Linked DNA regions of Homo sapiens: region 2 is linked to region 1. A link is a loop called in an ENCODE intact Hi-C map of the cell type or tissue named here. Cell type or tissue: heart left ventricle. All regions are shown on one strand.

Region 1 (8,000 bases):
GCAAACAGGACCATTCCAACACAAAGAGGTTCAGGAACAACAGAGGGACATCACCCTCAGCCTAAGCATGCCAGCAAAAGTTGATGCTGAGAGCCCTGGTGGGATGGGGTAGGGGGCCAAAAAGCCAACAGGAGGAAGACCAATGCTGGGAGGATGTGGAAGGGGAGGTAACGGAACCGTGAATGCCCAGGATGTCGGCAGCCACCCGGAGTGCACTGGGCCAACCTCAAAGCTTAAATGTGGGCAGAAATGGCCTTGTTTCCTTAGTCAGGAGGCAAACAGATGGTAAGAGGAGATGCTGGTGGAGAGCCTGCAAAGGGGGAATGGCTGCGGGCTCATCTTACTCAGCTCACACGCTGGGAAATACCACCTAGATGGGCACTGCACACACTGAGGACGCCTTGCACTGGAATCCAAGAGGGCCCTTCCCTACTCTGCCTGATGGGGCATGCCAGGCTCCAGCCTGATTCAGAAGTGACCCTGGAGAAGAGCATGCCCTTCGCACGGACGCTCGTCTAGTTCCCACAACCACCAGGTGGGGCAGGAACTAATCAGAAAATTATTTTTGAAAGGTAATATACAGCTCAAATGTAAAATGCACAGCAGATGTAAGTCTCTCTCCGCCCTTGTCCCCCATTCCTTTGCCAAAATGAGCCAGGGCAGGCAGAACATCTATGACAGTGCCTGGCATGGTATGGACACTAAGTGTTGGCTGTTGTCATTAGTGTCATGGGGAGGCATGGACAGAATCAGTGTAACAGGTCACCTTACAAGGAAGGACAAAGGAGCCAAATGGGAGAAAAAGCAGCCCATTTTTAAATACAAATCAAACAAAATATTTACTACTAGATACTCCCACAAAATCAGGGAACCAGCCTTACTAGTTTTGTGTATGACCCTTGTTTCCTGATGCAAATATCTATGTTCATCCTTCCCCCACTTTTGTTCCCCCAGAAACTGAGTCTTGCTCCATCACCCAGGCTAGATAGAGTTCAGCGGTGTGATCTCAGCTCACTGCAACCTCCACCTCCCGGGTTCAAGCGATTCTCCTACCTCAGCCTCCCGGCTAGCTGGGACTACAGGCGTGCGCCACCATGCCTGGCTAATTTTTTTATATTTTTAGTAGAGATGGGGTTTCACCATGTTAGCCAGGCTGGTCTTGAACTCCTGACCTCAGGCAATCCACCCACCTCCCAAAGTGCTGGGATTATAGGCATAAGCCACTGTACCAGGCTTATCCTTCCCTCCCTTTTTTTTTTTACATAAAAGTAGCAAACTGTATAGGTCATACTATTCAGAACCTTGGTTTTCTTTTCTCTACAAAAAATATCTAGGGGCTCATTCCTAAGCAATACAGCAGGTCCTTCAGTAACATCACTTGGTACGATATCTTTTTTTTTTTTGAGACAGAGTCTCACTCTGTTGCCCAGGCTGGAGTGCACTGGTGCGATCTCAGTTCACTGCAACCTCCGCCTCCCTGGTTCAAGCAATTCTCCTGCCTCAGCCTCCCAAGCAGCTGGGATTACAGGCATGTGCCACCATGCCCAGCTAATTTTTTTTTGTGTGTGTATATATATATATATATATATATTTTTTTTTTTTTTTTTTTTGAGACAGAGTCTCACTCTGTCTTCCAGGCTGGTGTGCAGTGGTGTGATCTCGGCTCACTGCAACCTCTGCCTCCTGGGTTCAAGCAATTCTCTGCCTCAGCCTCCCGAGTAGCTGGGATTACAGGCACCCACCACCACACCTGGCTAATTTTTATATTTTTAGTAGAGATGGGGTTTCACCATCCTGGCCAGGCTGGTCTTGAAATTCTGACCTTATGATCCACCCGCCTCAGCCTCCCAAAGTGCTGGGATTACAGGCGTGAGCCACCGTGCCTGGCCAATTTTTGTATTTTTAATAGAGACGGGGTTTCGCCATCTTGGCCAGGCTGGTCTTGAACTTCTGACCTCGTGATCCACCCGCCTCAGCCTCCCAAAGTGCTAGGATTACAGGTGTAAGCCACACCGCCCAGCCGGTCCAATGTCTTTTCATTATATCATTGATAAGAAACCCTGATTCCTGACTGAGGTCACTGTCTGTATGGAGTGTGCACATTCTCCCCATGTCTGCCTGGATGATATCCAGTTCATCTGGATACTCGGGTTTCCTCCCACATCCTGAAAACATATACTTAGGTGAATGGGGCTGACTACATGGTCCTGGTCTGAGTGTGGGTAGATGAGTGAGCGTGCCCTGCCATGGGATGAAGTCCTGCCCATGATTGGTTCCCTCCTTACACCCTCAGCTGCTGGGACAGGCTCCAGCTACCTGCGAACTTGAACCCATTTGAGTAAGCAGGTAAATCATAATCTTGTGTTTTTTTTTTTTTTTTTAAGATGAAGTCTCGGTTTGTCACCTAGGCTGGAGTGCAGTGGCGTGATCTTGGCTCACTGCAACCTCCGGCCCCTGGCTTCAAGCAATTCTCCTGCTTCAGCCTTCTGAGTAGCTGGGACTACAGACACTCACCACCATGCCTGACTAATTTTTGTATGGGGTTTCACCATGTTGGCCAGGCTGATCTGGAACTCCTGACCTCAAATGATCCGCCCTAGTTGGCCTCCCAAAGTGCTGGGATTACAGGCATGAGCCACCACGCCTGGCTCATCTTACTTGTTTTTATTCATCTTTCATAAATGTATGTACAGCTCACATTTATTTCACTATTTAATTTAAAAGTGTTTTAGTCTTTACTTAGAAGTTTGGTGATGCTTTCATGACCAGAAATATGCCATAGGAGCTTAACTCTTATTTATATCAATTAGACTATGGTAAAATTGGTTTCGTTATATGTCCTTTCAAGTGGCAGAGTCACGGTTTCCAAGAACTTACTGACGACATCAAGTGAGGACTTACCGTACAAAGACAGCTTCCTCTTTTTCATTACTGACCAGTACTGTATTCTGGTGTAAGGACGCACTAGTTTATTTCACCAGTCCCTTATTAGTGGACATTTGGGTTATTTCTAGTCTTTTTTGCTAGTCCAAACAATGCTATGATGAGTCACTATGCACACACATTTGTGCTGGCACATCCTCAGCATGAATTGCAGAAGTAGAGCTGCTGAGGCGAAGGGTGCTTTTGCACACACTGCCAAGTGGCCCTCTGCTGAGTGGTATCACTCTACACTCCACCAGCACATGTGAGGGCCAGTTCCCACGGGAGCCAGGGTCTTTAATCCTCACGTCACAGATGGGGAAACGAAGCCTCTGAGTGAGACAAGTCCAGGACTGCCCAACTCCAGAGCCCAAGCTGTTTATGAGCCAACTGGGGAATAAGTGATCAAACAGTTAAGCCACAAAGCAGAAGAGAGAGAAGACTGGTGGAGGGACAAAGAGAAGAGTGACAAATCTTGCTGAGACAGAGATCTTACGGAGCCACATCCTCACCTTGTGGCTCATTAAGAAACTGCACATGAAGACGTTTACAGGCAAGTTTTGTTTTCATAAGTAGGGGAACAGCTGCGCCCGTGAGCTAGAAAAACCAGGGTGAAGGCTGGGTATAGCCCATAATTCCCAATTGCTACTTCTTGCTCCATTTCTTTTTTTTTTTTTTTTTGAGACGGAGTCTCGCTTTTTCGCCAAGGCTGGACTGCAGTGGCGCTATCTCAGCTCACTGCAAGCTCCACCTCCCGGGTTCACGCCATTCTCCTGCCTCAGCCTCCCGAGTAGCTGGGACTACAGGCGCCCACCACCGCACCCAGCTAATTTTTTGTATTTTTAGTAGAGATGGGGTTTCACCACATTAGCCAGGATGGTCTCGATCTCCTGACATCGTGATCTGCCTGCCTCGGCCTCCCAAAGTGCTGGGATTACAGGTGTGAGCCACCACGCCCGGCCTCTTGCTCGATTTCTAAAAACTCTCTCAATGGCTAGAGATTCCCCACACCTCTCACTAAAGGGTGCGATCTTGAGACAAGGTGCTGGAATAAGATGATGATGGGGCAAGGGAGGGGTGCAAACAAATTATCCCTTTGTTTTGATCATGTACTTTTTATTCATCTTGTCTGGACCTCATTATTCAAAAAAGAAGGTATCTATTTAGCCTGGAGAGATAGGGAGTGGTGAGCTATTACAAACTATTCAGTTGACATCCCTAAGTAACTTACAAGGATACACACAAACCTAAACTAGGTTAGTAGTGTGGCCAAAGTCCCTTCAGCAACCAGGTAAGAAGATCTGAAATTCAATGATTTTCAAGGAAATTGTACGTCTGTAAAGACGGAATGAAGGTAGTTACTTTCTTAGACTGGATAAACAGTCCCTTCATAATCTTATTAATCTGCCTGACAAATCATGCTTTTCCCCCCTATTATACAAGTTTATTATGAGAACCAAGACAGACACATGTGAAAGAAAATAAAAACCAATCTATAATGCATTCAAAACTGTCTATGAAATGTTACCAAAATGCAACGAAAGGGAGAAATCAGTTGGGATAAAAATAATAGGGGAAAACTTCCTGAAGTAATGACTGAAGACAAACCTCTTTTAAAACAGCAATCATGCCGAAGAAAACACTGGCCCAGGCTATGATAAACGCACAAGTTTTGGATTCCTAGGACTCAACCCTGTCTGCATCTGGCCGGTGGCCATCTGTAACACTGCATGAAGGTCTGGTCTTCATTTCCATAGATCCGAGATTTTACACATCATTCCTCCTAACCCTCTGGGGTAGGGGTGGGGGCGATAGATTCAGGTTGCACTTCTAATAAGAGGCAGCTTATCCTTCTCAGACTGGTGAATAGCGCTTGTTGTCTTGGACCCACACAGTCTCCCAGGTCATCAGCTTTAAACAATTTCCTAATGTGGGGCCTCCCGTTCTCGGATCACACATTTTACAGTGCTCCTGGAGGCTAGCAGCTCCATGATGGGGCACAGGCCCCCGTCGCCTCCCAAATGAAGGAAGTGCCAGGAGGTTGGACTGAATGACAGGAGACATCAGAGCACAGACAGTGAACTCAACCTTACCCTCTGAGAAAGGTCTGTACACAACAGAACTGCCTTGTCCTTTGTCAAACCAAGAGACAAGCCACATAAGCTTCAGGATATTCTAGGGACCATCTGGACTTTGCTATTAAAATTCTGTTAGTTTCCAGAACCTGAAGAGGCTGTATGATCCACCAGATATAATTAGGAGTGATGTAGGCTTGGCTTACTCTTGCCCTACAGTAAAAATACGCCCACAAATCATGCATGTGGTAACACAAACTCTAAGCCTGGACATCTGACCCTTCTTCGTATATGCTGCATCACCCTAGGACACTCCTGTCACAGCTGCCGGGCTTCCTCCCACTCACTTCTGTCCAAGATGGAGAGAGGAGGACTGGGAACTGTGGGAGGGGTGAGGCTCTGCTCTTGCTCTTGACTAAACCCCTCAAACAGATGAATGATCAACTAGAGAGCAATCCTCCTTTCAACAAAAAAGGACCTCCCCTAGGACTATTTTTTTTTTTGAGATAGAGTCTCGCTCTGTCGCCCAGGCTGGAGTGCAGTGGCACGATCTTGGCTCACTACAACCTCTGCCTCCCGGGTTCAAGGGATTCTTGTGCCTCAGCCTCCCAAATGGCTGGGATTACAGGCGTGCACCACCATGCGTGGTTCATTTTTTGTATTTTTAGTAGGGACAGGGTTTCGATATGTTGCCAAGGCTGGTCTCGAACTCCTGAGCTTAGGCAATCCACCCGCCTAGGCCTCCCAGAGTGCTGGGTTTACAGATATAAGCCATCACGCCCCGCCTCTTTTTTTTTTTTTTTTTTTGAGATGGAGTCTCACTCTGTCGCCCAGGTTGGAGTACAGCAGCGAGATCTTGGCTCATTGCAACCTCTGCCTCCCGGGTTCAAGCAATTCTCCTGGCTTAGCCTCCAAAGCAGCTGGGACTCCAGGTGCGTGCCACCATCCCCGCTAATTTTTCTATTTTTAGTAGATACGGGGTTTAACCATGTTGGCCAGGCTGCTCTCGAACTCCCGGCCTCAAGTGACCTGCCTGCCTCGGCCTCCCAAAGTGTTGGGCTTACAGGCGGGAGTCACCGCACCTGGCCAGGACTCTTTAAGTCGTGAGCTCCCTTTGAAACAATCTCATTTATACCAACTTTGCCCAGGGAGCTCTGTTCTGGCAAGGGCTCGTCTCTTACCTGAGCGCACAGTCACCTGTGCCAGCCACAGAGGCCAGGTGTTGCTAGACTGAGCAAGCCCTATGAGTTCAGGGCCAAAACCTCCAAACCTGTTTTCACAGGAGGCCACAGGAATAAGTGATAATTGCCATGAACACACAGTGGCAGAACCTGCCCAGAGAACCAAAGAGGCTTTCCATGCTGCTCTTTCTCCAATAACATGAAACTGTCCACAAGGAAACAGAAGGCAGGACCCAGCAGAGCTTGCTGGAAGAACTCTGGGGGAACTAGATTTATGGAATAAAGGAGCTTAAAGGCAGAGGCCAAGCAGGCATGGGAGGTCACATGAAAGGAGGTAAAGACACGTAGGGGAAGCCAACAAAGGGGCCAGTCACAAAAGGTGACTGAGGCCTGCTTCAGGGTGGCGTGGGTGCCAGGAAAACTGTGGCTGGAGGCCTGAGACTGGGAGGCCAGCAGCAAAGAGCAACTGCTGCTCCACCTGCTCCTGCCCTGCTGGGAAGTCCCCCTGGAGCCCCACAGTCCCCCACACCAGCCCTGTCTTTCACTGTGGGATAGGTCACTCTGAGCACTTTGTCCCCCTTCTCTGCAGGTAAAATCAAAGTAAAGTGAAAATGAAGAAAAGACTCAAAGCTACGGAGGGTAGACTGTGTCTGCTGTGGCTTGGCCATGGGCCGAGGCCATCCCCAGGATCCTTGGGCACCGGGAGCCCCTTCTTTTCTCCCCAGGGCTGCTTCTGGAAGTTTTGCTTAGAGTCAAAAGAACAGAAGGAATCTCCCAGGGCCCTAGGAGGAGCCAGTGGGTCCCTGTAGATCAATGCGGTAGGGAGGGCTGTGGGCTAGGCTGCTTGGCTGTCTGTTCCCTCGCCTTCTCACTCACTTATCTGTTGGCTGACTGACCAGGGCTACCAGACAGCCTCCCAGCAAGGCCAATGTTCTCATTTACAAGGCAAGGTCTTTAGGTAGCCCTTTTTTTTCTTTTTTTTAATTTGAGATGGAGTCTTGCTGTGTTGCCCAGGCTGGAGTGCAGTGGTGCTATCTCACTGCAACCTCCACCTCCCAGGTTCAAGCAATTCTCCTGCCTCAGTCTCCTGAGTAGTTGGGATTACAGGCACCCACCACCACGCCTGGCTAATTTTAGTATTTTTAGTAGAGACAGGGTTTCACCATGTTGGCCAGGCTGGTCTCGAACTCCTGACCTTATGTGATCCTCCTGCCTCGGCCTCCCAAAGTGCTGGGATTACAGGCGTGAGCCACTGCGCCCAACCTAGATAGCCTTTAAAGAGATGTAAGTCACATCTACAAGGAGCTTGACTGAGTCCCAGCTACTCCTCCCCTCAACCCCAAGCTCTCTGGCCTCCTCAGCAGTCAGCAGAGTGTCCATGTGTAACAAAGCTCAATGTACAAGGATGCTGAGGGCTGAATATGTCAATCAACAGCACCTTTTTTCTCACTAAAGAGCAAAGCAGAAAAACACCTTCCTTATAACAAAAGTCACTGTCAGAAGAGGCTGTACCTGGACCACATGGGTGCATTTCCACAGACCACTGCTTTTACTATACTGACAGTTTTTATTTTTATTCATTTATTTTTTTTTAAGAGACGAGGCCTCGCTATGTTGCCCGGACTGGTCTCAAACTCCTGAACTCAAGCAATCCTCCCTCCTTGGCCTCCCAAAATGCTGGGATTACAGGTATGGGCCACTGTGCCCGGCCCTGACACTTTTTTGTGAGGTCATCAGGCTGCACGTATGAAGACTGAGAAGAATCTTACCGCTCTCAAGAGATACTATTAAGATTGCCACTCACTGTACCATAGCATTCTCT
Region 2 (8,000 bases), 510 kb before region 1:
ATGGACTTGTGAAAATACCACTGTGTTGGCCGGGCACGGTGGTTCACACCTGCAATCCCAGCACTCTGGGAGGCCGAGGTGGGTGGATCACCTGAGGTCAGGAATTTGAGACCAGCCTGGCCAACATGGTGAAACCCCATCTCTTCTAAAAATACAAAAATTAGCTGGGCATGGTGGTGGATGCCTGTAATGCCAGCTACTTGGGAGGCTGAGGCAGGAGAATCTCTTGAACCCGGAAGGCAGAGGTTGCCGTGAGCTGAGATCGCACCATCGCACTCCAAGAGCGAAACTCTGTCTAAAAAAAAAAAAAAGAAAGAAAGAAAAAGAAAATTCCACTGTGTTGATTCAGTTCCTGCCCACAGAGAAAGAGACATTGCCTCTGACCAACTCAAATATCCGAGTTATGAGTCATTCGTTTGTCATTGATTTATTTACATATCAGGATCTACCAGTCCCAGTGTCCTGAATGCACGAGAGAAGATAGACTGAGTCCCTGCCTTCCCAGGATCTCCAGCCCAGTGGGGGCCAAACACACACCAACGAGCCCCAAAATGCCCAGCAAATGCCATAGTGAGAAGAGCCAGGGTGTGGAGAGTTTACAAGGAGAAGGCAGCCCACTGGGCTTGTGAGAGAGGCTAGGGAGGGGCTCACCAGGCACTGAGAGAGGGGAGCAATGGCAGGTACAGAAATCCAGAAAAGCCAAGAGAACAAGCCTGTTGTGACGTAAAAGCAAGTACACAGTGCCTACAAAGCATCCTTGCCCAAAAAAGAACTTAGATCTAATCAAATCTCTAGGTCAGAGTCTCTCAACCTCAGCAATACAGACATTTTGGGCCAGATAATTCTATGTTGCAAAGGAAAGAGTGCTCTCTTATATACTATAGGGGATTTAGCAGCATCCTTGGTCTCTATCCATTGGGTGCCAGGAGCACCCATCCAGTTGTAGCAACCAAAAATGTCTCCAGATATTGCCAAATATCCCTTCAGGAGCTAAATTGCCCCCAGTGGGAACCACTGCTATACTTGGGAAGTTTAATGTAGTGATGGGTTCAGGAGTGGCTGGATCAGGGCTCTGGCTCTGCATTTCTTTCATCAATTGCCTTCTCTCCTGTGTCAGCATCATCTCAAATCTAGCTTTGTTCAAGATACCAAGTGGTTGCTACAGCTCCAGACCTCACAGCTATGTATACTGACCAGACAAAGAGTTTCTTCTCCCACAGTCACTGAGCAAAGGCCTGACTTCGTACTAATTGTGCTAACCTAAACCTGTCCCCTTTCCTATCTCAATCACTGTTGTCAGGGGAAAGCTCCTTACTTCCTGGCTTGAGTTCACATTAAGTGTCTATCCCTGAATTAGTTCATTTACTTCTAACTCATATTAGTCCAGGCGTGGTGGCTCACGCCTATAATCCCAACACTTTGGGAGGCTGAGGTGGGTGGATCACCTGAGGTCAGGAGCTCGAGACCAGCTTGGCCAACATGGTAAAACCCCGTCTCTACTAAAATTACAAAAATTAGCTGGGCATTGTGGCAGGTGCCTGTAATCCCAGCTACTCGAGAGGCTAAGGTAGGAGAATCGCTTGAACCCAGGAGGCGGATGTTGCAGTGAGCCGAGATTGCACCACTGCACTCCAGCCTGGACATCAGAGTGAGACTCCATCTAAAAAAAAAAAAAAAAAAAAAAGACAAAAAATTGAATGCCTACTCTTATAGCCACCTATGTAACCTTACAGTAAATTCTCTTTTCTGTTTAACCTGCTTTAAGGAGGGCTCTGTTATTTTCAACCATTCAACTATTCAACCATTCAACTATTAAGACAAACCACATCTAGAGCATTTGGAGAGGGAACCGTGATGATGAGAGGAGCCCTGAAAGCAGTCCTAATGCAATCAGTACATTGAATAAGCAAGACACCTGATTATAGTGACCAAAACAGCTCATTTGCTCTATCTCTCAACCCTTTCATTTTTACTTACAAAGATATCAGCCTGTTCCTCAGAGGAAAATGTCATCAGTTTTTTTGTTTTTTTGTTTTTTTTTGCCCACTTCTAGGTCAGAGACAATTCTTACGTCACTGTAAATCCCAAACACAGTCTTGACTTCAAAATAAGGATGTCCTGTCAATATAATATTTGGCACACACTTTTTTTGTTTTGTTTTGTTTTTGTTTTTTTTGAGACGAAGTCTCACTCTGTCGCCCAAGCTGGCTGCTCCATGTCTTTCCTGTGGAAACCACTTTTTGAAATTCCCCCAGCGGTCTCAAGCCTGGAGTTAGAATGAGCACTTCCCACTCCTCCCTGAAAAGGGAAGTTGGGGGCCCAAGAGCACAGCAACAACTCTCTCCAAAGAAACCTCTTCACCAAGGCTTGTTCTTTTTCTTTCTCTCATCTCTGTTTTTAAGGATGTCCAAAAGTCAGGGAGCAGTTCCCCAGAGATTTCCCTTGAGAGTCTGCAAGTGAGGAATTGTTTTCCACACACTTTGCCAGGAAAAGTCCCATTCTAACACCTCTCACATTAGTATATAAAAAGACTTACTGCGGGAAAAAGTGTGCATCACAAATGAGCAAAGTCATGGAGTATCCGCAAGTCATGTGGGGAAGATGGACTCTCAGGGTTAAGAAAAGAATAGAAAGTTCAATACTCACTATGCACCATACGCAGAAAATTTAATCCCAGTTATTTTAGGCCATAAAATATAAAAAAGAAGTAGTTTTAAAACTAGAAATGTTGTAAGTGTGTATTTCACTGGTTTTGTAATAATATAGAACTTTCTAAGCCTCAAGACAATGGGGAGAAAAGCACAGAAGAAAAGCTAATAGTTTAACATTTCTTTTTAACTAGAACACTTAGTAGACATTGAGAACCTGCTGCTATATTGAAACTCAGAAAATCCTCTCCTAGGATCAGAGGCATAAAGATGCCAAGAAGTCAACCAAAGTTGTATGACAGACCAAGAAACGTCTGTTTCAGACATTTGGAATCCTATAAGATTCCATAAGTTACTTTCAATTGAACCAAATATAACATGTCCTAAACTTCACAGTGAGACTGCTGTTTCACATGACAGCCATATTCCAGATTAATGCAACCTGACAGCATGCTCTATTTTTCTTTTTCTTTTTCTTTTTCTTTTCTGAGACAGAGTTTTTAGCTCTTGTTGCCCAGGCTGGAGTGCAATGGCACGATCTCGGCTCACTACAACCTCTGCCTCCCGGGTTCAAGCGATTGTCCTGCCTCAGCCTCCTGAGTAGCTGGGATTATGGGCACCCACCACCACGCCCAACTAATTTTTGTATTTTTAGTAGAGACGGGGTTTAACCACATTGGCCAGGCTGGTCTCGAACTCCTGACCTCAGGTGATCCTCCCGCCCCGGCCTCCCAAAGTGCTGGGATTACAGGCGTGAGCCACCGGGCGCCTGGTCCCATGCTCTATTTTTCATTCATTCATTTCACAAAAGCTATTATGAGCCCAGACTGTGCAGCACTGTTCCAGGCTCTTGGCATCCAAAAGCTAACCAGACCGTGCTCCCTCCCTCATGTATTTTACCTTCTTTGGAGGCAGAGGGACAATAAATAAGTGCAGAAGTTAACAAACTTTTTCATATTGTGAGAAATGGCAACATAATATGAGCTCATATTTTTACAATCCAGAGTTGCTTTCATTAAGAATCTGTGCTTCTCAACCTTGGGTACACTTTGGACTAATGTAGAAAGCCCTTTTAAATACTGATGACTGGTTCCCATTCCCAGAGATTCTGGCATAATTGGCTAGGTAAAGCCTAGGCATTGGCCTTTTTTTTTTTTTTTTTTTTTTTTTTTTTTTTTTTTTTTTTGAGACAGCGTCTCCCTCTGTCACCCAGGCTGGAGTGCAGTGGCGCGATCCTGGCTCACTGCAACCTCCGCCTCCCTGGTTCAAGTGATTCTCCTGCCTCAGCCTCCCGAGCAGCTGGGATTACAGGCGCACGCCCGGCTAATTTTCTTTTTGTTTTTTGTTTGTTTTTTTTTAGTAGAGATGGGGTTTCACTGTGTTGCCCAGGCTAGTCTCGATCTCCTGAGCTCAGGCAATCCATCCGCCTCGGCCTCCCAAAGTGCTAGGATTACAGGCTTGAGCCACCGCGCAAGGCCTTTTGTTTTTTGTTTTGTTTTGTTTTTCCCATCCCCTCAAGTGATTCTAATGTACGGCCAGAAGAGAACTGAAAAGGGTATATAAAAGAAACTACCACTAGATGTCACTGTCCCCAAAGGTTTGAAGAGAAACAGTCCTCAAGTAGTCAATGGCTAAGTTCCCGCTAGATAAACAGACTTGATTTTGCCATATTTTGGATCCAAGCAAATGTCCAATACAAATATATATATATGTTCCTCAATTTATCTTTGGCCTGAATGAAGCAAGTCATACAAAACCCAAATGTGGCCGGGCGTGGTGGCTCACGCCTGTAATCCCAGCACTTTGGGAGGCCGAGGCGGGCGGATCACGAGGTCAGAAGATCCAGACCATCCTGGCTAACACGGTGAAACCCCGTCTCTACTAAAAATACAAAAAATTAGCCGGGCGTGGTGGCGGACGCGTGTAGTCCCAGCTACTCGGGAGGCTGAGGCAGGAGAATGGCATGAACCCGGGAGGCGGAGCTTGCAGTGAGCCAAGATCGCGCCACTGCACTCCAGCCTGGGCGACAGAGCAAGACTCCATCTCAAAAAGAAAAAAAAAAAAAAACCAAATGTATTAGTTTGCTGGGGCTGCCATAACAAACTTGGGGGCTTAACAGAAGCCCAAAGTGTTTTGTTGGAGAGTTATTTTCTCTTGAGGCCTCTCTTCTTGGTTTGCAAATGGCCATCTTTTTCTTTTCTCTTTTTTTTTTTTTTTTTTTTTTTTGAGACAGTGTCTTCTCTGTTGCCCAGACTGGAGTGCAGTGGCTGGATCTCAGCTCACTGCAACCTCCACCTCCTGGATTCAAGCAATTCTCCTACCTCAGCCTCCCGAGTAGCTGAGATTACAGGTGCACGCCACCATGCCTGGCTAATTTTTTGTATTGTTTTGTAGAGACAGGGTTTCACCACATTGCACAGGCTGGTCTTGAACTCCTGGGCTCAAGCAATCCTCTCACCTCGGCCTCTCAAAGTGCTGGGATTTCAGGTGTAAGCCACCATGCCCAGTCTTGCAGATAGCCACCTTTCCACTGTGTCCTCACATGGCTGTCCTTCAGCCCGTGTTGGCTGGGTCCTAATCCCCACTTCTTATAAAGATACCAGTAATACTGAATTAGGGCCCACCCTAAAGACTGTTTTAACTTAATGACTTCTTTAAAGGCCCTATCTCCAAATACAATCTACAGTCACATTCTGAAGTTCTGGGCCATTAAGGGCTTCAACATATGAATTTGCGGGGCGGGGCTGGGGGGAGGGCAGATACATTTTTCAAGAAATCACCAAGAAATCAAAAGCAAAACCAATCTACTTGATGAGTGGCAAATGAGTAGTTTCCCAGCCATCCACAATTCTAAAGATCTCTCACATAATAACTATGGAGCAAATTGGTTGCTTTAAAAAACAAAAAAGACTTTTAAAAATTATTTTTATTCTTTATTTCTTTAGTTTTTTTTAGCCAGGACATGTTCTTATATGAATTTTTTTTTTTTGCAAAAATCGTACTTCTTGGCCAGGCACGGTGCCTCACACCTGTAATCCTAGCACTTTGGGAGGCCAAGGCAGGCGGATCACCTGAGGTCAGGAGTTCGAGACCAGCCTGACCAACATGAAGAAACCTCGTCTCTATTAAAAATACAAAAATTAGCCGGGCGTGGTGGCGGGTGCCTGTAATCCTAGCTACTCAGGAGGCTGAGACAGGACAATCGCTTGAACCCAGGAGGCAGAGGTTGCAGTGAGCCAAGATCGCACCACTTTGCACACCAGCCTGGGTAAGAGAGTGAGACTCTGTCTCCAAAAAAAAAAAAAAAAAAAAAAAAGGCCTAATCCAAATAGGAAAAGAGGAAGAAAAACTCTCTCTCTTTGCAGACAATATGATTTTTTTCTTTTCTTTTCTTTTCTTTGCTTTTTTTAAGAGACAGAGTTTTACTTTTGTTGCCCAGGCTGTGCAATGGTGTGATCTCGGCTCACCGCAACCTCCGCCTCCCGGGTTCAAGCAATTCTCCTGCCTCGGCCTCCCAAGTAGCTGGGATTATAGGTGAGCACCGCCACGCCCGGCTAATATTTTTCTATTTTTAGTAGAGATGGAGTTTCACCATGTTGGCCAGGCTGGTCTTGAACTGCTAACCTTAGGTGATCCACCTGCCTCAGCCTTCCAAAGTGCTGGGATTACAGGCATGAGCCACTGCACCTGGCCCAGACAATTCGATTCTATACCTTGAAAACCCCATAGTCTCTGCCCAAAGGTTCATTGATCTGATAAACAATTTCAGCAAAGTTTCAGGATACAAAATTAATGTACAAAAATCAGTAGCACTTCTATACACCAATAGCATCCAAGCTGAGAGCCAAATCAAGACTGCAATCCCATTCACAATAGCCACACACAAAAATAAGGTACCTAGGAATATAGCTAACCAGAGAGGTGAGAGATCTCTACAGGGAGAATTATAAAACACTGCTGAAAAAACTCAGAGATAACACAAACAAATGGAAAAACATTCCATGTTCATGAATAGGAAGAATCAATATTGTTAAAATAGACATACTGTCCAAAGCTATCTACAGATTCAATGATATTCCTATCAAACTACCAATGACATTTTTCACAGAATTAGAAAAAGAAACATTCTAAAATTCATTTGGAACCAAAAAAGGGCCTGAATAGCCAAAACAATCCCAAGCAAAATGAACATAGCTGGAGGCATCACACTACCCAACTTTAAACTATGCTATAAGGATACAGTAACCAAAACCACATGGTACTGATACAAAAACACACATAGACCAATGGAACAGTTAGAGAACACAGAAATAAAGCCACACATCTACAACTATCTGATCTTTGACAAAACTGACAAAAACAAGGAACAGGAAAAGGTCTCTCTATTCGATAAATAGTGCTGGGATAACTGGCTAGCCATATGCAGAAGATTGAAACTGGACCCTTTCCTTACACCATGTACAAAAATCAACTCAAGATGGATTAAAGACTTAAATGTAAAACTTAAAACTATAAAAACCCAGGAAGAAAATCTAGGAAATAACATTCTGGACATTGACCCAGGCAAAGACTTCATTATGAAGCCTCCAAAAACAGTAACAAAAAAAAAAAAAAATTGACAAGTGGGACCTAATTAAACTAAACAGTCTCTGAAAAGCAAAAGAAACTATCAGCCGGGCGCAGTGGCTCACGCCTATAATCCCACCACTTTGGGAAGCCGAGGCGGGCGGATCACAGGGTCAGGAGTTCAAGACCAGCCTGACCAACATTGTGAAACCCCATCTCTACTAAAAATACAAAAATTGGCCAGGCATGGGGTGCCTGCCTGTAATCCCAGCTACTCAGGAAGCTGAGGCAAGAGAATTGCTCGAACCCGGGAGGCGAAGGTTGCAGTGAGCAGAGACCGCACCACTGCACTCCAGCCTGGGCAACAGAGCGAGACTCCGTCTCAACAGGAGAGAGTGAAAGAGAGAGAGAGAGAAAAGAAAGGAAAAAAGAAAGAAAAGAAAAGAGGGAAGGAAGGAAGGAAGGAAAGGAAGGAAGGAAGAAAGAAAGAAAAGAAAAGAAAAGAAAGAAGAAAGAGAAAGAAAGGAAGGAAGAAAGAAAGAGGAAAAGAAAAGAATAGAATGAATCACTGGGCACAATGGCTCATGCCTGTAATCCCAGCACTTTGGGAGGCCGAGGAGGGTGGATCACCTGAGGTCAGGAGTTTGAGACTAGCCTGGCCAACATGGTGTAACCCTGTCTCTACTAAAAATACAAAAATTAGCCAGGCATGGTGACAGGTGCCTGTAATCCCAGCTACTCAGGAGGCTGAGGCAGGAGAATCGCTTGAACCCGGGAGGTGGAGGT

Evidence for each region. A loop is a pair of places that touch in the nucleus more often than their neighbours do. Peaks named below come from ENCODE experiments on the same cell type or tissue, not always from the same donor. Only the 100,000 strongest peaks of a DNase experiment are listed, where the experiment ranks them.
Region 2: it touches region 1 in a loop (5-fold over the local background); 31 of 110 quality-filtered maps call a loop at or near these places.

What each region holds. Positions count from the first base shown.
Region 1 is chr2:65,060,337-65,068,336 of GRCh38, reverse strand. The region is part of intron 1 of CEP68 (centrosomal protein 68); the gene reads right to left. Among named protein-coding and RNA genes, the nearest start is that of CEP68, 7.9 kb to the right of the region's middle. RefSeq lists enhancers at 1-769, 6,655-7,156. In heart left ventricle, a CTCF peak has its summit at 3,434; a DNase peak (open chromatin) is centred at 3,176; H3K27ac peaks cover 1,262 bases.
Region 2 is chr2:65,569,547-65,577,546 of GRCh38, reverse strand. No RefSeq gene overlaps it. Among named protein-coding and RNA genes, the nearest start is that of LINC03050, 29 kb to the left of the region's middle. RefSeq lists enhancers at 199-698, 1-1,117. In heart left ventricle, a CTCF peak has its summit at 4,217 (motif pointing right); no DNase peak of the experiment used is centred here; H3K4me3 peaks cover 464 bases; H3K27ac peaks cover 1,451 bases.